Linked DNA regions of Homo sapiens: all the other regions are linked to region 2. The links are chromatin loops, found by intact Hi-C in ENCODE. Cell type or tissue: endothelial cell of umbilical vein. All regions are shown on one strand.

The links. A loop is a pair of places that touch in the nucleus more often than their neighbours do. Peaks named below come from ENCODE experiments on the same cell type or tissue, not always from the same donor. Only the 100,000 strongest peaks of a DNase experiment are listed, where the experiment ranks them.
Region 1: a loop joins it to region 2, with 10 times the contacts of the local background. A loop is called at or near these places in 2 of 110 quality-filtered maps.
Region 3: it touches region 2 in a loop (2.5-fold over the local background); 4 of 110 quality-filtered maps call a loop at or near these places.

Annotation. Positions count from the first base shown.
Region 1 is chr12:85,623,379-85,631,378 of GRCh38, reverse strand. No RefSeq gene overlaps it. Among named protein-coding and RNA genes, the nearest start is that of RASSF9, 210 kb to the left of the region's middle. RefSeq lists an enhancer at 4,422-5,621. In endothelial cell of umbilical vein, no CTCF peak of the experiment used is centred here; DNase peaks (open chromatin) are centred at 3,558 and 4,728; H3K27ac peaks cover 2,638 bases.
Region 2 is chr12:85,716,076-85,724,075 of GRCh38, reverse strand. No RefSeq gene overlaps it. Among named protein-coding and RNA genes, the nearest start is that of RASSF9, 120 kb to the left of the region's middle. In endothelial cell of umbilical vein, no CTCF peak of the experiment used is centred here; a DNase peak (open chromatin) is centred at 3,255; H3K27ac peaks cover 1,449 bases.
Region 3 is chr12:85,818,056-85,826,055 of GRCh38, reverse strand. The region is part of intron 1 of RASSF9 (Ras association domain family member 9); the gene reads left to right. Among named protein-coding and RNA genes, the nearest start is that of RASSF9, 14 kb to the left of the region's middle. In endothelial cell of umbilical vein, no CTCF peak of the experiment used is centred here; DNase peaks (open chromatin) are centred at 2,075, 4,125 and 4,625; H3K27ac peaks cover 2,059 bases.

The DNA of each region.
Region 1 (8,000 bases), 93 kb after region 2:
AGAGTAGCTGGGATGACAGGCATGTGCCACCATGCCCGGCTAATTTTGTATTTTTAGTAGAGATGGGGTTTCTCCATGTTGGTCACATTGTTCTCGAACTCCTGAAGTCAGGTGATCCGCCCACCTCAGTCTCCCAAAGTGCTGGGATTACAGGCATGATCCACCATGCACGGCCAGGGAAATCTTTTTTACAGCTTGAGATCTCCATCAATAGATGGACACTTCATGAAATAATTGTAAGTCACAAAAGATATTCTAGATAAATGTATCTGGATACTCATCATGAGTATATCTGACTCAACATGTGTTTGAGTCAGTTTATAGTGGTTATGAAAGCTGATTATTAAATAATCAAGAATTTTTTCAGTTGGTTTGGTTGCTTAAAATCACCAAGGGGTGGGTGAATACACACTAGAGAAGCCGGCAAATACTCCAAATCAGGATTTTTTTTTTAATTGGGAGAGCCAATTTGCTAGCACACCACTGGATTTTATAGATGACAGGTACAATGGCAAGAGATTTCATTCTCCCAAATCTGAATGCCTGTGAATGTATACATATGCAGCAGAATACAAACTGAATTTTTATTTTTAGTAGAGATGGGGTTTCACCGTGTTAGCCAGGATGGTCTCGATCTCCTGATCTCGTGATCTGCCCACCTCAGCCTCCCAAAGTGCTAGGATTACAGGCGTGAGCCACCGCTCCCAGCCTAAACTGAATTTTTAAAAAGAGGGATGTAATATGTTTAGTAAAGTCAGGAAAGTTTATGAAGGAGGTTGGAGGTAAAATGGCAAAAATTTAAAAAAGAATAAATACCAGGGAGTGGATTATATTCTATGACAATAGGAAAAGAAACAAACAAACAAAACAAAACAAACTAAGGATAATTTTTTTTTTTTTTTTGAGACGGAGTCTCACTCTGTCGCCCAGGCTGGAGTGAAGTGGCGTGATCTCTGCTGACTGCAACCTTCTCCTCCCAGGTTCAAGCGATTCTCATGTCTCAGCCTCCTCAGTAGCTGGGATTACGAGCGTGTGTCACCATGCCCAGCTAATTTTTTTGTATTTTTAGTACAGACAGGGTTTCACCATGTTGGTCAGGCTGTTCTCAAATTCCTGACCTCAAATGATCTGCCCACCTTGGCCTCTCAAAATGCTAGGATTACAGGTGTGAGCCACTGTGCCTGGCCAAATTATTTTTAATTAAGGCATTTGTGAGATATTTTCATTGTTGAAAGAAAAGTATAGTATCTTAAGAATGTCTGTTCCTTTTCCTATTAGAGATAGATATCCTAAGGAACAAATGAATGAATTTTATATCCAGAAATTGCTAAATGTATCAACTACAAATTTTGATCCTAAGAAATTACACTGCTTTTCAAAAAGGCAAATACATTTTCAATGTGTCATTCACAGTTAGTTGTAAATGCTACGTGAGATTGTTGCTTTCTGTAACATGAATTTTTATTCTTCATTCTATAATTTAGGAATGGGATAATTATTTCCCCATTTAATCACACACATAAGTTCCCTTAATTTCAGAGGTATTTAAGATTCTTTTCATATGGGTGGCTCTTTTGATATCTACTTAATTAGCCCCCAGCTTGGATGTTTTTGCTGAAATTTGCCACATTACATGTTCTATAAAAGCATAGCTCTTGTAATTTTTCATGTTATAAATTAACCATCACCCATTTCAAAGTCTAATAAGTTCTGAAATTAAAAAAATAATAAATCCAAAATGTCTTTAATTGTTATGTGAACTTTTAGTAAAGTTTTATAGATATTTCATCTCAAAGAGGGAAGGGAAATTTTTCAATTTTAAAAATGTCTTCCCTTCATTTCAATGTCATTAAAAAAGAAATAAAAACACAAATTTCATTCCATATTTATCTCTTCTTTCTTCGAGTGTATGTAATACTATGTGTGTGCTCCTGGTATGGTAATAATCACATTATGACTATTTTTATATTAAATAAAATTCTACTATTCATTACATCAAGATTAACAACAAAATCTGTGTCTCATTCATTTTCATGTGCACCCAAAGGCTCAAAGGTGCATGAAAACTGCACAATTTCATACACAAAGTACATATTAAATATATGTTTTTGAATGAAGGAATTAGTTTAGTCATTTTCCTGTTAAATAACATAAGCAACATGCTGCTTTCAGTGGATATATCCATAAATGACAAAAGCCAAGCTCTATTACTCCCATAGTCCCTTTGAGGTATTGCTTTTCTACAGTCTTCATTCAAAGTATTGATGTAAAACTTCTAGATTCATGTTGTCATAATTTTTTTATAGGATGAAATTTTGAAGGATCAAATATTATATTTAATAAAATCTAAAATAAATATATTTTCAACCATTGTGGAAGACAGTGTGGCAATTCCTCAAGGATCTAGAACCGGAAATACCATTTGACCCAGCAATCCATTACTGGGTATATACCCAAAGGATTGTAAATCATTCTACTATAAAGATACATGCACATGTATGTTTATTGTGGCACTGTTCACAATAGCAAAGATTTGGAACCAACCCAAATGCCCATCGATGATAGACTGGATAAAGAAAATGTGGCACATATACACCAAGGAATACTATGCAGCCATAAAAAAGGATGAGTTCATGTCCTTCGCAGGGACATGGATTAAGCTAGAAACCATCATTCTCAGCACACTAACAGAAGAACAGAAAACCAAACACTGCATGTTCTCACCCATAAGTGGGAGTTGAACAATGAGAACACATGGACACAGGGAGAGGAATATCACACATCAGGGCCTGTCTGAGGGTGGGGAGATAAGGGAAGGATAGCACTGGGAGAGATACCTAATGTAGATAACAGGTTGATGGGTGCAGCAAACCGCCATGGCAGGTGTATACCTATGTAACAAACCTGCACATTCTGCACATGTATCCCAGAACCTAAAGCATAATAAAAAAATTAAAAAATCTAAAATAAATATATTTATAATATTCTACCAAAAGTAACTTTCTATGCAAATAATATACACATATACATTATATGTGTAGCTGAGTGTATGTGTATATATAATTATACAGACATATATGCACAAATATTTATGTCTATACATACATATATTTTAAAATATATTTTATATATATCTATAGATAGATATATACATGGATATCTTCAACAAATATTTAAGCAGTGAATAAATGCTTGTCCTAACAAATGTTCATTTTTTTGCTCAACAAATTCATTTTTGTATGTTATATGCAAATATATATGTACACACACATATATGAGAAATCTCTGCCCTAGCAGGGCTTATGTTATAGTAGAGGAGATAGTCATTGAAAAATAAATATACTTTAATATTTCATGTAAGAAAGTAGTATTCACTATAAAAGACAAGAATAATAAAGGGGCAAGGTAAAAACAAGGATACCAGTTTTATAGCTATTTCAGATGTTAATTTGGACCAAGGAGAAAAGTTAGAATCCATATATATTTTTGGTGGTTGAGTCAGCAGGACTTCCTGGATGTGAAATATGAGAAAATGAGTGGGGTTGTGGATGATGTTAAGGTTTTGGCCCAGAACAACTATGTAAATTGATACTGTTACTACCAATTGAGATGTGGAGAGCTGTGCATGTAGCAAGTCTCAGAAGGAGGTGAATCAAGAGCATAAATTAGTTCAAAATAGATACGATCAAACATAAGCCCCTTTAGGCAAGTAAAATGATTCATAGATTTGAAACCGTAGAATGAATGTGAATAAGAGCTAACAGACTTTGTTCTAGTGGAATTGAAAATTAGTGGTGTTCTTCTTTGTTACCACAAAATAGTAATTTCATATATTATGTTAATTTACATAAATTATGATATTTGACAATCTCTACGTATTTTACTAAACAATTTCACACATGCAGTTAAGAAGTTATCCTTTTTATTGTATAAAATTCTGAGGAAAAACATTCCTCAAGAATTGACAAATAATTTTGTGCTGTTGGAAGATTCATTGTGCCTAACATTTATGCTCTTTCCAACTTCTGTTGGCTTACTAGATTTGTGTGGGCTATGAATCCTCCCCACTGGATAATAAAATGTAATTTATTTTTATTTTTATTGAGTAGAATTTATTATTTTATTCACCCAAATTGGAATTAAACTGACATTTACATGCCAATATAAAATGACTTGTGTAGGCCAGGTGTGATGGCTCACATCTGTAATCCCAGCACTTTGTGAGGCCAAGGTGGGAGGATTGCTTCAGCCCAGGATTTCAAGACCAGGCCTAGCATTATAGCAAAACTCTATCTCTACCAAAAAAAAAAATAAATAAATAAAAATTAGCCAGGCATGGTATCATGTGCCTGTAGTCCCAGCTACTCAGAAGACTGAGGTGGGAGGATTGCTTGAGCCTGGGAGGTCGAGGCTGCAGTAAGCCAAGTTCACACCATTGCCCCTCAGCCTGGGAAACAGAGTGAGACACTGTCTCAAAAAAACAAATAAATGAATAACTTGTGCAAACCAATTTCATACCTAGTATAAAGAATCTTCTTAAACTACTAAAGGGATCAAATGTTTCCCACAGACACTGCAGTACACAACTATATACAGGTGAAAAACTGTATCTCATTTTAAGCATGGCAAGGATACAAAAATAAACACCCCATGATTCCAACCCCCAACAATTAACAGTAGAGGAGATTAGGCAGTCTAGAGGAAACCCAAGGAAGACTGTACTAAGAGCTTAATTGGAAAAATAACTTTTCTTGGGGGTGAGAGGAAGTGACTAATTCTGACAAAGTGATTGCAACAGCAGAGGGTAGCCCAGATAAGGTTGGGATTAGTCATGATAATAACTTCACTTTATTAAAATTATATTTAGGATTAAATTTCTTCTAGGCATTCATTCTTGTTTGACTTTCTATATTACTTATAGAACCAATTTATTGAACTAGTTAGACTAGGTTAGGTACAGGCAGAATGCAGCTGTATTTTTTTTCACCTCTACTTTTTGAATTTTATCTGAAGATGTTTTTTCTTTTTCCTAATGAAGTTGGATAGATTCCACAGCTTTTAGAAAATTTTCAAATAGCAAAAAAACCAGGTCATTCTCTATAAAAATACACACCATTATCTAATGGAAAACTTCTCTCCTACTTCAGTTTACATCTGTCACATGCTATACTGGGGGAGAAAATGCAGGGTTGACAATATTTTTTCACTTGATATGCTTTTTATCTAATTCTCTGGCAGTTCTTACCTCATATTTTGCTCTGTATTTACATTTCTTACCTCATATTTCTGATCTCTGCAGTGTCAAGTACAGGAGAGCAGAGAAGTGGTACAGGGGCAAAAAGGCCAGATGTGACGGGTTCAGTTGTAACTTAGTATCAGGCCTTCATGTTGGATGCCGGTTTTTTTTCTTCCAGCATGCTTTGTGGTTTAATTGGTAAAAGGCAATGTTTATTATGGAGATGAAGCTTATATGAAGGGCTCGGAAGAGCTGGTAGAGTCAATTCCCAACGCTGTATTCAGTGGCTTTATCACGGTAGCTTGAAACCATACGTTGGAAATACTTATATCATGGAAATTAGAAAATGATACAAATTAGGGCTTTAAATATTTTTTGGAGGAATGGGTTAGATATCAATGTCTAATCACATTTTCTTGGGCATTTCTTATAGGAATAAGGATAAGTTATAGGTTAATGCTGAAGGGGCAGTTTTTTAACTACTCCATTATAAGTGTTTTTCACATTGTTTAGATCAATGCTGTCCAACAGAACTTTCTACAATGAAGGAAATATTCTATATTACACTGTTCAATATGAGAAACATTAGTCAAACATGACTATTGTGCACTTCAGATGTGACTAGTACAATTGGAGGACTTAATTTTTAATTTTACTTCATTTTAATGCTTTTACATTTGAACTTAAATGGATGCGTGTGACCAGTGACTACAGTATTACACGGTGCAGGTCTAGAGGACCTCTAAGTCTTCTTTAGGTGGCCTCTCAACCTTCTTTATCATGGTAGGAACTTGACACCTATTGTTTTGTCTAGCCTCTTGGGGCCTTGGCTGAAACTGAGAAAACAGAAAGTCACACTTAACTATATAGTTGGAAAGGAAAACTCAATGACATATATCAACTATGAAATTTATTAATCAGAAATTACTTTTATTCAGTTAGAATAAATTAGGTTTAAGAGTGTTGCAAATTGAAATTCATATATAAAGAATCATGTTAATATGATTCTAAGAATAAAAAGAAAATGCATTGAGTGAATTTTGTTTGGGCAGTCAACATAACGACAAAAGGTATAAGCCATGTCCTGCTCTCAAAGAACCTTAGATTCAGTATCTAAATTGAAACAGAACATAAAAGTTCTTATCTATGAAAATTCTACTCTACTATTGTAAATTTACATATTCTTTTGTGAGAGCATGGTAATTATACCTATGAAACTTGATATGCATTTCCATTTGGCAGTGGAGCATTATGAAAAGGATGAATTTGGGAGTTACGTAGGCTTTGGTTGGAATCCGTTTCTACCTACTGACTGTGTAATCACAGGCAAGTCATTAAACTCTCTGAATTTTGGTTTCCTCATCTGAAAAATGGACCCAATAAAAAGAACCTTTTAGAGTTGCGTTAAATAGATGATGCAGTGCTATATATAATGCCTGGAACATAATTAGCATTAAAGAGGTTTTAGAACACTTTATGAACTCTACACAGTTTGTTTGGTTTTTTTTTGGCTATAACTTTTCAAAAATTGTTTTTATTTTCTCACCTATTCTGTGAAATAAATATCAAAAATTTTGGCCTTTAAATACTATCAGCTTGCAGAAATCCAAGTAATTAAAATGAACAAAAAGCACAACTATAAGAAAGAATTTACATTCATCCATTTTTATAGGGTAGACTCATCCTTTATCATGAGTGAACTCTTACAGTTGTATTTTGGCTTGTTTTTTATTGCTAGCCTTTTTGTCACCCAATATCATCTTCTTAATGATATAGAAAAAGTGACTTTGTTAAAAACCGTTTTATCACTTTAAACAAGTCTACAATCTGAACTGCCCCCCATTAGTTATTATAACTAATAATCACTCTTTAGTTTTTCATCAAAATTTACTCAACTAACTTTCTCCCTTGTACCCTATAACCCTTCAAATACTTCTTGTGATTTAGCCAAGATTCTAAAGTTCAGTGATAGAAGGTCAACCCAACTCACTTAAGCTAAATTTATTGTCTCATACAAACAAATCACTGGAAAGACATCAGTAAGCTGGCATTATACAAGGTTGAATTGTGGCTTTCAAAATGCTATTGAAACTCTACTCTCATTGTTTTTTTCCTTTCTCCCACTTTGCCTCACATAGTGAAAGACATGGTGCTTAGCAGCTCTGGGCTCTTATTCTAACAGTTTCATGACTTTAGAAAAAAGGACCTTCTCTGTCACATGTCCAGTTTTATAAATATCAGGGTAAAGATCTGGTTTGTCTTCCTTGTATCATGCGCCTATCATCACTATAGCCACGGGAGAAAGATATTAGAATTGGCCAAGCTTGGGTCATTTGGAGTCAGGGTGGAAAGAAGAATGGTGTCTTTACTAGATGAAAGGAAAAGAGAAGAGAATGAAGTACCTGGTAAACTGTATTATAAACACTGTAGACACCCTATCAAATAAACTCTTTCCACCTTAATAAAGCTAGTTTTCCTAGGCTTAATAGCATGTGATCATTTAATCAACTGTAAATGTTTTTCTCTACTTTTATCAAGCAATTCAGATTCATCATTTTGAAAACCAAGCACAACACTGACTTTCAAAAAGTTTTTCTTTAATCATTCCTTTATTTGTGTTTATTCTGCACCAACTCTAACTATATTGAACTCTATTGAAGAAGGTGGAAATTGGTGTTAGTAGATCTGGATCAGAATCCCACCATGTCATTATTTACTTTTGTGATATTTGGCAAATTCCATGCATACCTTTAAATTTAATTTG
Region 2 (8,000 bases):
AGTCAGATAATTTTTTCCAATTTTTTTCCTTTGAATCTTTTCAAAATGCTAAACTTCAAGATTGCTTTTCTTGGTTGCCATTAGAAACATTGACAGTTACTATAGCATCAACTTAACAATTACATATTTTCAAGATAGCCTGGCAACTGGAAGGTGACTGTAATGATTTAAAGTTACTTAAATTATACCTCTGTAAGGTTATTAATGGTTATGCTTTTGACATGTGTATTATTGACATATTTAACATATGGAAAGAGATGCAAAATGGTTAAGTGATTCATAAAATCTATACATACAAGCTTTGAGGGTGACTGTATATCTAGAAATAAATAATTGAATGATTTTAGTATTATATGATCCTAAGAGTATACTATCAATCATTTTCAACTTTGTAAAAGCCTGGTCTCTAATTCTAGGCCAATAATTAATGTCATTTCAGAGTAAAATTGTGTTATATAATGAACTAATGCTGAATACAAATTATATATTTTTATTTTAATCATGTAGTTTAATTATATTGAAGATCATGTAACAAATCACTTCAACCAATATGTTTGCTTTTAAAATGATGTTAATTTAATGAAAGATAAGGGACCCTATTTGTTGAATTTCTGGGTTCATTATTTTAAGATGCTAAATATTTTTGAAATTGGAATCAAAGTAAAATGACATCTGCCTATCTAGGGGCTAAGAAGTCAGTGTTGACTCTCTGATTGTTGTCATTGTCGCTGTGTGTGTGTGTGTGTGTGTGTGTGTGTGTGTGTGTGCGAGTAGATGAATGAGAAGAGAAGGGTACTGAAGACGTATTTCATATTCTCATCTAATTTCCTTCAGTTGAATTATTTGAAGAGGCGGCAAATTTTAGTTTAAATTATAGAAATTGGGCCTGAAAATTTATTCCAAAGATTATGGTGTGAAACATTCTTAAAATAAACAACTATTATATATAACAGTAATTCTCTGTTATAAGCCCAGTAATTCAGTTTAAGAAGTAGAAATAGCCAAATCCCTTCAGACCATCAGAGAATTCACAAGCCTTGGGAAGACCAAGGATTCATTGATGTGTCAGAGAAAGCTGTCACTCAGGCAATGATGAAGTATCTGTCAAAAGTTTCCAGCTGATTTTCAAGATAAACTGTTTACCTTCCAGTATTGAATGGAAAAATAATATGAGTTTTACTAAATAGGAAATACACATGAAATTCTGGAATTATTTGATATGCTATACAAAGACAATAAGTTCTTCCAGATGCAAATAATTTTAAATATATATATACTTAAGTATATATACATATAAAATAGCTTCATATCAATATAAATTAGCTTTATTTATATTAGCTTGAGATACATGTATTTATACGTAGATATAGGTATATATACATCTTAAAAGGAAAACTTCTACCTTATCTGTGTTATTAAAACAATTATTTAAGCTTTATCTCAAGTCAAATTTGAAATTATCACCACACATTTGCTATTAATCATAATTCACCAACTTTCCTTACTTTAATACCTTTTTCTATTTTCTTATACAGAGAATATACAGAAATGACAGCTATTTGGGGACAAGCAATATAATATATTTAAGAAACACCTTCCTCACTGTTGAAAAAGTGTTTCTGCACCAACCTGGGTAATTTGCAGACTGACAATTTCAATTATTTTTAGTTCACTTACATATTTCTCATGAATGAATTACCCTTTATATCATGCTCCCCAAAAAGGTGAAAACTAAAGAGAGGTGGCCCATTTATTTGTGTAGTAAACAAATGAGGATGGTATGCTAATGACTCCTATCTTAATTCACCATTACATACAAGGAAGAAGACTGAATTGTGTGAACATTATTTTTCTGTTGGTAGGTAAGGTTGATAGTAAATTTAGTGCAATGGCTCTTCCTGAACTATGACAAGAATGAACTGGCTCCAGAGTAGATTTGTGTATGTCATAAGCCATCCAGATGTATGAGATGTAATGTTAACTGTAGCAGTCTACATTTTTATCCAGGATTCAGAGAATTCAGAGACTTGTTTTGTCCAATATAATTTTAGCAGAAGTTATAAAAGCAGAGGTTTGAAAAGTACTTGCACTGTTGGTGATCCTCTTTTGTGCATATTACATCACAATGAAATAAAACGTCCAGCAAGCCAAATATTGCATATGGGAAAAAAAAGTAGGGGTAGAACTCAATCTTTATCAGTCTATTTTCAGATGCCTGAATGCCATCAGCTGAGATCAGCAAGACTTTTAGCTGAGTCCAGCCAAATCTGCTTACCCTCAGTTGACCCCCAGACTATGAGAAAAATTATTGTTTTAACCCATAGGATTTTGAGGTGGTTTATTCAGTAGTATTGGGGTGTGTGTGTGTGTGTGTGTGTGTGTGTGTGTGTGTGTGTGTGTGTGTTTGTGTGTGTTTTGTGTGGGTATGCATGCTTACTAACTGACACAGTGCTGGATAACTTACGGAACAAGGAGTGTAAGAGTGGGATCTAGCATAATTTATATGTTAATGACTATGAAACCATTAAATATATTTAACGCCAGATGTCATGGGTAAAAGACATATAGAAGGAAGAGCAAGATATGCATGAGAGGAGGAATCAATAGTCAACCAACAAGAACAGTTTTAAGTAAAGCAGAACAGTCTTAGAAGCAATGATAAATTTGAAAACAATTGTTACATTTACAAGCAACCTATAATGTCACTCCAACATCACTGGAGAAGACCTTTGTAACAATATGACTTAAAGGGAAATATTTTTGCATGCATTTATATGGAGTGGCTGTATGGTAAAATATAAAGAGCATGTATTTTGAACTAGATTAAAAATAAAGCTCTTCAATTTTCTACTCATGTAGCTTTCAAAAATCTCATTGTTCTCACTGCTAAAATAAGAATACTTCATTTATACGTTTGTTGTATAGACTAATGAGATATGCATAAAACCTTTCTCAATATAGAGTACTCATTGTTATTATTATTCCTGGGACTGGGTCAGTGCCTACCTTATAGTTGATCCTCAATAATTGGTAGTGACAATTATTATTTTGTTTTTGTGAGAAAGAAAATGTAATATTCTGTTGATCTATGAAATGGTAATTAGGAAAGAAATATTTATAACAGTAACAATGTTTCAGATACAGATTGTATAGCTGAGTTTGAATGATGAGTGATTATAAAGTCATGTTGAAGGATGTCAAGACTTTTCCGCAGTAGTGTACTTGATCTGATATCAGACAAAAACAAGCATGGTATAAACAGAAGAAAATGTTATGACACATTAGAAAACAATTCAGACCTATAGAGACACAAAGCAAGAACAATAAGATAGCAACACAATGAATAAAATTATTCAGCCTTTCATCTTAAAGAACTCTGGATTTTTTTTCCAATAACACAAAAAAGTAGGAGTGATAGAACCACACTTTGGTTATACTCACTTGTTTATTGCAATACATAAATTAACTATTGGTCAAGTTGTATATGGTTCACATTTACATGTAAAATAATAAGGTCTGAATACCAGACCTTATTTAAATTTATGTGTTTTTTTTTTTTAAAACTGCTGACTCAAGAGAACTCCTCATTTATAAAAACAGACATTTATTATAGGCTATACTAATACTCACATAAATCATAGCTATCATTTATTTAGCATTCCTTATATGCTAGACACCTAACTAAAAGTTTTACATACATTATTTAGTTTATTACAAAGTTCTAGATTTTACCTATGAGAAAAATAAGGTTTCCAGAGAGTAAGGAACTTAATGTCACAGAACTATTAAGTAGAGGAGTCAAATTTAAATTTAGATTTGATTCTCTTCAAAGCCTGTGCTCTTCATTACCAGCAATTGTAGTTTTACCCCAAGTAAAGAGATTTTGAGTATAAAGAGTGCCTATTCCACTCTTTTGTCTTCATGCTATTTTAGCTGGATTTAGTTATTATACAAAAATCATGTAAAAAGCTGTAAACAAGGATAACACATGTGTGTCCAGAGAAAGTTGAAGAGGTAGAGGATGTCACTTGTCCTTGGACAAATTCTACACTTGAATTGTGCCTCCCAGCAGTACTCTGACCCTACTGACCATCTTCTCTTTGTTGGAACACTTTACTTTCTTTTTCAACTGTTTTTTCAATTAATGCAATTTTTATCTTTCACTAGGGCCAATTTAGTCTGATTAAAGAGGTATACTTCTCTTTTTGGACATTTTCATAGGTCTGACAATTTTTCAATTTTGCTCTAACATACTAATGATGGTTTAGTTTGCCTTAGATGAACCAAGTTGCAATTTTTGTAGATCATTATACATTTTTTGTTGTAGTTTTTGAAAACAGAAGAAGGAAAAAATATATTTACTGTAATTTCTTTGTGTTAGGGTGGGATCCAAAGTTAGCCTATTTATTTAATAAAAGCACTGGCAAAAACTGTCAAAATAAGTTTTTTAGAAACCTAAAAGTTAACCAACAGTTTACAAGAACCTGAAAGTATTTATTTAAGACAAATGGCTAAATATAGAGAATAGTAAACTATATTTTGTTTGTAATTATCCCTATTCCCATCTCTCTCTCTTCAGCTCTGCACTAGCCTTAGAAAGCACAGCTCCACCACTATGGTGAAAACAAGCGTGCTAATATCAACTGAAGGGGACATCATGAGATTGGAGCTCCTCCAAAACACCCATCTACTTAAAATGGTCATTTACAAGAGACTGAAGGTATGTGCCCCTTCTCCCATTTATATGTTGAAGTCCTAACTTACAACGTGATAGTGATGGTATTAGTGGGTAGGGCCTTTGACATGTAATTAGGTCATGAGGCTGGATCCCTTATAAATGAGTAGTGCCCTTATGGAAGAGATCCTGGAAAGCTCTCTCATCTTCTTCTGCATGTGAGGATACAACAAAAAGTTGGTAATCTGCAAACCTAGAAGAGGTTTCAAGAGGTTGAAGTGTCCCAATATATTCCTGGGAATCTAGAAGGAACATGCGTGTATGAGGTTGTTTATGCACCCAGGAAATATCTGAGAAGGCCCTAGATTCTCACCTCTGGCAGACTATGAGGCACTGGGAAAGAAGAACTGAAGGTTATGTTACAGTTATAAATTGGGTGCCTGAGCACTGAACACACACCATAACACACATTTAGCCCATTGAGAAATCCAGAGGGACATAATTGTTCATGGAATGATGTGGTTTGGCTCTGTGTCCCCACCCAAATCTCATCTTGTAGCTCCCATAATTCCTATGTGTTATGGGAGGGAACCAGTGAAAGATAATTGAATCATGGGGGCAGCTCTTTCCCGTGCTATTCTTGTAATAGCAAGTAAGTCTCATGAGATCTTATAGTTTTAAAAAGGAAAGTTTGCCTGCACAATCTCTCTTCTCTCTTGCTGCCACCATATAGGAAGTGCCTTTCACCTTCTTCTATGATTGTGAGGCTTCCCCACCCATGTACATCTGTGAGTCCAATAAAACTGTTTCTTTTGTAAATTGCCCAGTCTTGAGTATGCCTTTATCAGCAGTGTGAAAACAGACTAACACAGAAAATTGGTACCAATAGAGTGGGCACTGCTGTAGATACCTCAAAATGTGGAAGCAACTTTGGAACTCAGTAGCAGGCAGAGATTGGAACAGTTTGGACAGCTCAGAAGATAGGAAAATGTGGGAAAGTTTGGAACTCCCTAGAGACTTGTCAAATGGCTTTGACCAAAATGCTGAGAGTGATGTGGACAACTCCATCTGAAGTCGTCTCAGATGGAGATGAGGAATTTGTTGGGAACCGAAACAAAGGTGACTCTTGCTATGTTTTAGCAAAGAAACTGGTGGAATTTTTCCCCTGTCCCAGAGATTTGTGGGATTTTGAACTTGAGTGAGATGATTTAGGGTTTCTGGTGGAAGAAATTTCTAAGCAGCAAAGCATTCAAGAGGTGACTTGGGTGCTGTTAAAGGCATTCGGTTTTAGAGGGAAACAGCATAAAAGTATGAAAAATGTGTGGCCTGACAATGTGATAGAACAGAAAATCCCATCTTCTGAGGGATTTTTTATTCAAGCTGGCTGCAGAAATTTGCAAAGTTATGAGGAGCCAAATCTTAATACCCAAGACAATGGGGTAAATGTCTTCAGGTCATGTCAGAGACCTTTGCGGTAGCCCCTCCCATCACAGGCCTGCAAACCTAGGAGTAAAAAATGGTTTTGTGGACCAGAACCAGAGGCTCTTTGCTGTATGCAGTCTAGGGACTTGATGTTCTGCATCCCAGCCTCTCTGGCCATGACTAAAAGTGGCCAAGGTACACCTCAGGCCATGGCTTCTGATGGTGCAAGCCCCACACTTTGGCAGCTTCCATGTGGTGTTAAGACTGCAGGTGCACAGAAGTCAAGAACTGAGGTTTGGGAACTTCTGCCTAGGTTTCACAGGATGTATGGAAATGCCTGGATGTCCAATTGGAAGTTTGCTGCAGGGGCAGGGTGCTCATGGAGAACCTCTGCTGGGAGAGTGTGCAAGTCAAATGTAGGGTGGGAGCTCCCACACAGAGTTCCCCATGGGGCACAGCCTAGTGGAGCTGGGACTAGAGGGGCACTGTCTTCCAGACCCCAGAATGGTAGATCCACCAACAGCTTGCACCATGTGCCAGGAAAAGGTGCAGACACTCAATAGAAGTCTGTGAAAGCAGCCAGGAGGGAGGCGGTACCCTGCAAAGCCACAGGGACAGAGCTGCCCAAGATCATGGGAACCTCTTGCATCAGTGTGACCTGGGTGCAAGACATGGAGTCAAAGGAGATCATTTTAGAGATTTAAGATTTGACTGCCCTGCTGCATTTCAGACTTGCATGGGGCCTGGAGTCCCATTGTCTTGGCCAATTTCTCCCATTTGGAATGGCTGTATTTACCCAATGCCTATATCCCCATTGTATCTAGGAAGTAGCTAACTTGCTTTTGATTTTACAGGCTCATAGATGGGAGGGACTTGCCTTGTCTCAGACGTAACGTTGGAGAGTGGACTTTTGAGTTAATGCTGAAAACAGTTAAGTCTTTGGGGGACTGCAAGGAAGGCATGATTGGTTTTGAAATGTGAAGACATGAGATTTGGGAGGGGCCAGGAGTGGAATGATATGGTCTGGCTATGTGTCCCCACTTAAATCTCATCTTGTAGCTCCCGGAATTCCCACGTGTTGTGCGAGGGACCCAATGAAAGATAACTGAATCATGGGGGGCAGGTCTTTCCCATGCTGTTCTTGCGATAGCAAACAAGGCTCACAAGATCTGATAGTTTTAAAAAGGGGAGTTTCCCTGCACAAGCTCTCTTCTCTCTTGCTGCCGCCATTTAAGAAATGTCTTTCACCTTCTACCGTGATTGTGAAGCCTCTCCAGCCATGTAGAACTGTTGAGTCCAATAAACCTCTTTCTTTTGTAAATTGCCCAGTCTCAGGTTTGGCTTTATCAGCAATGTGAAAATTGACTTAAACATGACATTTAAGGAAATCTATGCACTATAAATAGCTAGTCACCAAACTAATCAAGCAGAGACTTCGGTGGCTATACATGATGATAAATATTGACTTACAAAATTAATTCAGGAAAGCCATTAGGCAAATAAAAAGAAACAACACCAAAAGCGATAACAAATAGCAATAACTATAAACAATGAGAAAAGGATAGAATCTTATTTCTAGAGTTGTCACATTATATTTTTAAAATGTCCAATTTTCTACAAAATTTATGACATGTAAAGGATCATGAAAGTTAGATACATATACAGGAATAACAAAGAAATAGACAGAAATTGCCCATGAAAAAGCACATCTGTAGGACTTACTAGACAAAGATGTAATCAGTTATTTTAAATATGCTCAAAGAACTAAAGAAAACATTGTATAAAGAACTACAGTATGAGAATACTATTTCAGGAAATAGAGAGTATCAACAATGAGATAAGAATATTTTTTAAAAAGATATCCAGTAGTTGAAGAGCATTTTAAGTAAATGAAAATGCACTA
Region 3 (8,000 bases), 100 kb before region 2:
CTCTCATCCCTCCTGACAACCATATGGGGCTGATTAATACAGAATAGTACAGTGCACCTGGAGTGGGGCTTTCAAGGCAAAACACAAACTGGTTTCCCAGTCAGGGCTGTCAGGCTGACTAATCTTATATTAATCACAGTCAGGCCACATAAGGCAGTCACCCTTTTAATGATCCTTTAATCATTACCTTTGGTTGAAATTGCTTTCAAACATAGCCATTATTTCCACTAGACTGTAAGGGTGTGTGTGTGTGTGTGTGTGTGTGTGTGTGTAAAGATCACATTATTTTTACCTTTTGATCTCCTAGAGAATGGTACAGAGAAAACTTGTGTAGATATTGAAGTTCAATAAACATTTTATTATTTAAATAAATACAGTGCAGATTTCTGGGGCAGCCAAATTATCTAGGACAAGAGTTGTCAAACTTTTTGTGTAAAAAACATAATAAATATTTTATATTTTCCCAGTCATAATGTCTCTATCTCAACTACTCTGTCCTTGTAGTATGAAAACAGCTATAGATAATACATAATGAAATTGATGTGGCTGTGTTTCAATAAAACTTTTATTTACAAAAACAGGTGGTGGGGCAGTTATAACCACGAGGTCCTTAGTTTTCAGACACTTGATCTAGATTATTGACTGAGAAATTCCCTTTATATATCTCCCTAAAACTCCCCCTTCTCATCTCTACCCCACTCCCAAGTTTAATACCTACTGTATTAGGCATTTAGACTTCAAAAGTGAGACTTAGCCCAGGACTTGACTGGCAAACTAGCAAAAAAGGATGCATTATCCAAAGTACAAAGTGCTGCTACTAAGTGTACATTAGATTTTGTAGAAGTATCAACATGGTGAAACCCTGTCTCTACTAAAAATACAAAAATTAATCAGGCATAGTGGCACGCACCTGTAATCCTAGCTACCAGGGAGGGTGAGGCAGGAGACTCACTTGAACCTGGGAGGTAGAGGTTGCAGTGAGCCGAGATCGCACCACTGTACTCCAGCCTGGTCACGGAGTGAGACTTCCTCTCATAAATAAATAAATAAATAAATGAGCACACATTTCCATTTCGGTTTGTGGGAGTGGGGTTATTCAGAGAAGGTCAGAGAACTTTCCTGAAAGCAACACTTAACACCTAAAGCAGAGTAAGAGTTAGATGGAGAAGGGATCAAAGAGTGTTTCAGGACAAGGCAACAGGTTATGGAAAAGCTCGAAGTCAAAATAAAAGCGTGGCAGATGCAGTCCATTCCAGTCTAGCAATCAATAATGTAATATGTGTAACAGCAGGTTGTTCTCATAGTAGATCTGTCAGAGATCAGCAAGAAGTAAGGAATGGCTAACTCAATGTGTATATTAATTAATGCTTGGCTATGAGTTAGAGGAGTCAGATTATGGAAGCAACCCTAGGAGCAGACAAGAGATAGTGGGATAAAGAGAGACAGAGACAGGTTTAAAATGCAGGACTTAGAAATAGTTTAAAGATTTCAATAAAAAAATTTAAAAAATAGATTTGCAGTTTAAAAATGACAGTCTGGTAAGATTACGGGGCACAAATGTGAAGGGGAAAGATTTTATAACAACCTACGATATCTTACTGCAGTAATATATAGTAAAACAGAGTTATCTGAATTGTGGTAGGGGTGATGAATATGAGGGCAGATATTTGGGATATTTAAGAGAAAGGATAAAACAAACAGTGATTGGTTGTTAAAGTAAGAGGAGAGAGGCAAAGGAAAGTGTTTAGGAAAACTCAGTTTTCAAGCTGGGTAGACAGGTGGGGAACACTATTTTTGCATTCACTATAATTGCATTCAGTAGGATGGGAACTCAGGCAATGGAATAGTTTGATATTTTAGAGAAGAGTATGATGAATTAGTTTTCATGGGTCAAATTTGAGGTGTCTGTAAGTTATGAAAATGAAAATATCAAGATGCAAAAAAAAAGAAGTTGGGAATATAGGTCTAGAGCTCAAGGTCGTAATAGTTAGATTTGAGAACCATCATCATACAATTGGTTTACAGACTGCAACTATTATTGCAGTCACCCACAAGAATGTGTATAGTGAGACAAGAAATGAGTCACAGTCGAAAACCTAGGGGATGCCAATTGTATCACTTACCACTTACTGCACAATAAAACACTCCCCAAATTAGTGGCTGGAAGAACAATTTATTATTTTCCATAATTCTGTGGGTCAGCAAGACTGGTTCTTCTGCTGGCTTCACCTGGGCTCTCTCATGAGCAGCTGATTGGCTGAGGGCTCAGTTCAGGTAGAGCAACTTGATTTCGATGGTTTGCCTCTTTTCTCTCCATGTAATCTTTGAACTCAGGCTTTTTCATCAAACAGCAGTCTCAGGACTGCATTCCAAAAAGAATTAAGCAGAAGATACAAGGCTTCTTGAAGCCTGAACTCCAGAACATGCAAACATGGTTTTTGCCACATTCCATTGGTCATAGCAAGTTCCAAGGTCTATTCAAGGGGTGAAGAAATAGAGAGCTTCTCTTAACGGGAAGAACTGTCAAGTGTTTGTGGCCATGCTAATCTTAACTTGCATGACATCCACATCTATTGACTATGTGGAAGAAGCAAGGTGCATGTGGGATCTGGGAAGAAGCAGCTGGAAAAGCAAAGGAAGATCCATGTGAGAATGGCATCGTAACAGTCAAGGAGAGGAAAGCTGCAAGAATGGGAGGAGGAGGTCACAATGCATTATGTTACAAAGAGGATATGTCAGATCAGTTCTGCAAGTGGCTATTGGGTGTGGCAGTTAAGAGATTTCTGATAACCCTAAGAAGAAAAGTGGCTACTGAGGATGAGTGGAGGCAGTAGACATTTTTTTTTTTTTTTTTTTGAGACGGAGTTTTGCTCTGTCGCCCAGGCTGGAGTGCAGTGGTGTGATCTCAGCTCACTGCAAGCTCCGCCTCCCAGGTTCACCCCATTCTCCTGCCTCAGCCTCCCGAGTAGCTGGGACTACAGGCGCCCAATAACAAGACCGGCTAAATTTTTGTATTTTTAGTGGAGACGGGGTTTCACCGTGTTAGCCAGGATGGTCTCGATCTCCTGACCTCGTGATCCGCCCGCCTCGGGCTCGCAAAGTGCTGGGATTACAGGCGTGAGCCACCGTGCCTGGCCGGCAGTAGACATTTTGTGGTGGGCTGAGGAGTTTCTGGAAAGTGATGTACTAGAGAGAATAACGATGGATTGCTATTTGGTGTGTGAAGGAAAGATAGTGGAGGGGAATATGTGGTCAAGCGAAGGTTCTTTTAATGTGACAAGATAGTAGAAAGAACCAGAGAAAAAGGCAGAAGATAAAAAGAGTTTACGAAGGGGTGAATTATAAAGCAAAGTCCTAGAAGAGGTGGCGACAGTAAAATTCAAAGCATATTAAAGAGTTTAAAACCTAGGGAAGAAAAATAAAGGCACAATACTTTTGATATAGATGATTAGTATTTTTCTCTTATCAATAATGTTCCCAAGAATAATATCTCTCCTTTTCCTTAACAAAATAGAGTGGCAGGCCCTGATATACTCTCGTTTCTACAAGTTAATAATTTTCTTTTTCTCTTCAAGAAATTTATTTGTGATTAATGTAAATAGTTGATTATTCAGATGAAGCTTCCAACTGGAAGTTATTTTATTGCAGTTCATTACAGGGTATATTCAGAAAATGGAAGTCAGGGATAACGGGGCTCACCTCATGTTTTCAGCTATCCAACTGGATAACTGAAATTCCTGCATATGACTTATGTCCTTCAAGTTTACCAGCTTATCTCGGAATACATTTAGAGGGGAAGAGCAGGTGGTTGCAGGTAAATATAAGCTCAAAATCATTATCATTAGGAAATATCTTCCACTAAGAAGGCAAAGCCAATGTGGATTCGGCTGTCAAAAGAAAATCTCTTACTAATAGCTGAAATAACGATAGTTATCAGTAAACTAAACATTAAGGCTAGGTGACTTTCCTTTTAATAAGCACTTTTTTTTTGTTGCGAAATATTTCTTTACAAAATACCAATCAGTAAGGGCACTTTAGCAACCTCCCAGGTGCAGGTACACCCGAATTTCCAACAAGATTAGATATTTTCTCACCATTTCATCTGGTAAATAACACATGTTAAATATTTACATTTGGACTATAATCAATTTCCGGAATCTGAACTATGAGCTTAGTTTACTTAACCCCAAGTAGTTTCCAATACACATTCTTTACACATTCTCTTCCCTTTACCCTGTTCATGGGAATTATGTTCTATAGCTACCCGGCCACTATGGAATGTCTAGGGTTTTTCTTATCCCGCATGACTGGTTTATAATATTACTTCTTCGAAAATTAAAGTAGCATTAGTAGAGCACAGAACTAATAAATACAAATAAACACACACACACACACTCGTATATACACAAACATATATATCAAATTTTAATTTTCAAGATAATTTTTTCTTTTGTTTTTATTAAGTGATGACTGTCCTAGGTTTTCATAGAGTCATTAATTTTCTGAAAGACTCCAATTTTCAAACTATTTTTAAAAAATGTTAATGGTTTGTGTTTGGAGGAAACTATTTTCATAGCACTATATTTCATGCTTTATCTATCAAAACAGTGATTCAAATTTCCTTAGCAACCTAAGAAAAGAGCTGTATTATTTATGAGTTCTGTGTTTATCTCTCCCTAAGATTGCAGCTCTATGATCCAAAAACTAATGTTACTTCAGAAGACATTTGCCACATACTGTGTAAAATTAATCAGTTAGTTTTGGGCCAGAGCTTCCTATTTCATGTGTGGCATATTTGCTTTACCTAAAATGCCTTCATTTTTTCTGAGGTGATTATTTTTTAAGTGTAGAAAATAGCCAAACAAACTTAGAATTTATTGGTCAATGTAGCTTTTTTTTTCTTTTATTTTTTATTTATTTATTTGTTTTTTGTTGCCAGGCTGGAGTGCAGTGGCGCCATCTTGGCTCACTGCAACGTCTACCTCCCGGGTTCAAGCAATTGTCCTGTCTCAGCCTCCCAAGTAGCTGGGACTATAGGCCCGTGCCACTACGCCTGACTAATTTTTGTATTTTTAGTAGAGACAGGGTTTCACCATGTTGGCCAGGATGGTCTGGATCTCTTGACCTCGTGATCTGCCCACCTCAGCCTCCCAAAGTGCTGGGATTATAGGCATGAGCCACCGCGCCCGGCCTCAATGTAGCTTTTAAAGGCTGAACAAGTTGGGGAACATATCATGCTTTGAAACTTACTAGAAATAAATTGAACAATTCTCTAAAACTTAAAGAAGACACTCAAAGGTGTCCTAGATTGATGTTCAATACGTATTCCTGAAAAAAATTTTTTAATGTTTTATGTAAGAGATCCCATCAGCATTTTAATAGAATATATGCAGTTATACATTATTTACATGAGGGAAATATTATTTAATTTCTTGTTAGCAAATACAGGTGACTTCTGAGGAAAAAATGACATTTTTCATTTTATATGGTAAAAAAAGTTGAATTTGTGCATTATAGATGTTTCATGTAAACCTTAAATATTGTGAAATGTTGTGCCAAGGTCAAATACATTTAGAAAATTGTACATACTGAAATCATTTTCCTTTTCTTGGGGCTTTATGATGTAACAACATCATATTAAATGCCCTCAGAATTCCTAAAGTGAAGAAATTTCACTGTGTTCATCCAGGGGTTGGCAAACTTTCAGTAAAGGACTAACAGTAAATATTTTAAGGTTTGTGAACCATAAGATCACTCTCTGTCAGATGCTCAACTCCATCATTGCAGCATGAAAACAGCCATGTACAATATGTAAACAAATGAGCATGGCTGGTTTTCAATAAAACTTTATGGACACTGAAATTTGAGTCATATGTTTTTCATGTCTAAGCTGGTTATTTTCCTTTTAATTTTTAAAAACATTTAAAAATGTAAAACACATTCCTAGCCCATGAACCATACAAAAACTGGTGGTGGCCTGCATGTGATCAAAGGGCTATAGTTTGCCAACACTGTGGTAGCCAAATAATTTCCAAATTTATTTGAACATCAAAACATTGACTTATCACCTATTTATTGAATAATGAACAAGTCTAAAGAAAACTAGAAAAATAACTGAACCAGTTATCCTTTTCAATTTTCCATTTCCAAAACTAGCAGAGACATTTTAGCTTTGTATATTTAAATATCTAGACAAGGTACTAATTATTTACAAATATGAACTTGGCGTTCTGCTGGTCTTCATATAACCACATTATTGTTGTCTTCTTTCTTTTGGTTTTTCTAAAGCAGACAGGGAACTAGTCATTATAAATGCTAACTATCTATCAGTCATTGGCTTAGGAACTTCACATATATTGTGTAATTTAATATTTATCACAAACTTGTGATTTGGGTGTGTTATGTAGATGAGAAAATTGAAGCTTAGATGTGCATAATGATCTGTCTGTACTTATTCATTCACCCATCCATAAAATGGGCATAATTTTAGTACATCCTCATTGGTTTGGATTAAATAGGTTTGAACATGTAAAGCACTTAGAGCATAGCACATAGTAAGTGTTCATTAAATATTGGTATTTTTTATTAGAAAATAATTAAATACTAATTGTCTCCAGGTGCAGGAATGAATAGGTCATTTTAAATTTTCGTATTTAAAATCCATATTTTGCTAATTTTTACGATAAACATTGTAGTATAATCAAGAATAATTAAAGCGGCCAGGCACTGTGGCTCGTGCCTGTAATCCCAGCACCTTGGGAGGCTGAGGCATGAGGATCACTTAAGTATGGGACCAGCTCCAGCAACATAGTGAGACCCTGTCTCTAAAAAAAGAAAAAAAAAAATGCTTAAAGCAGTAAAAATTGCCTAGTATGTGAAAAAGCCAGTAATCAAACATGCATGCATTTGATTCCTTCCAAGTTACTCATTATATTTTTTTGTAGGTTTACAATACCATGAAGAAACTTTGTTTAATCCAGTTTTTAAAAATATTTTTAGAAATCTGAATTGAACGGGCAATTCAATATTTATTCCGGTGTTCACCACAGAAATTACAAAATAATTTTACAGTTCCTTTTTTTTTTTTTTTTTTTTTTTTGACGGAGTCTCGCTCTCTCGCCCAGGCTGGAGTATAGTGGCGCGATATCAGCTCACTGCAAGCTCCACCTCCCGGGTTCACGCCATTCTCCTGCCTCTGCCTCCAGAGTAGCTGGGACTACAGGCGCCCGCCACCACGCCCGGCTAATTTATGTGTTTTTAGTAGAGACGAGGTTTCACCATGTTGGCCAGGATGGTCTCGATTTCTTGACCTCATGATCCGCCCGCCTCGGCATCCCGAAGTGCTGGGATTACAGACGTGAGCCACCACGCCCGGCAAGTTTTATAGTTCCCTTTTAAACTGCTTTAAAAAATTAGGAGACTGTGTATGATGAGCCACTGGATTGCAAGAAAATCAATTATTGAATATTGCATTGTAGATAAGCTTCTATATTGATAATACATTGATGTAGTTGATAAATATATATTGTCTTATGTTTTTATGCCAAAAAAGCAAATTTTCTCAATAGGTTCAAATCGAACTCAGATATTATATTTTGTTTTCAGAAAAAAACTTACTAAAACATATTGATTATTATATTGGATTTACTAGAGAGTTCATCAGTGGTCTGACTCAATTATAATTCATTTATCTAAACTTATTTTACTCCACTTATTAGCTGAGGGTAGCATTGAACAAACAATCTCTTGTGCCTCAGTTTTCTAATCTGTAACATGGGTTTGATAATACAACCTATTTGATATGGTTGTAATGAAAAGTGAATTTATATGCATAAAGCATTTACAACACTTGCTGACATTTACTAAGCATACAATAAATATGAGTTATTATTATCCAATGTATCTTTTACCTATCCTCAACTGTTCTTTAGTTATCTTACTATTTTTTAAGTAGCTGTGCCTCAGCTACCATGCCCACATTAATCATGTTAAGGCACAGT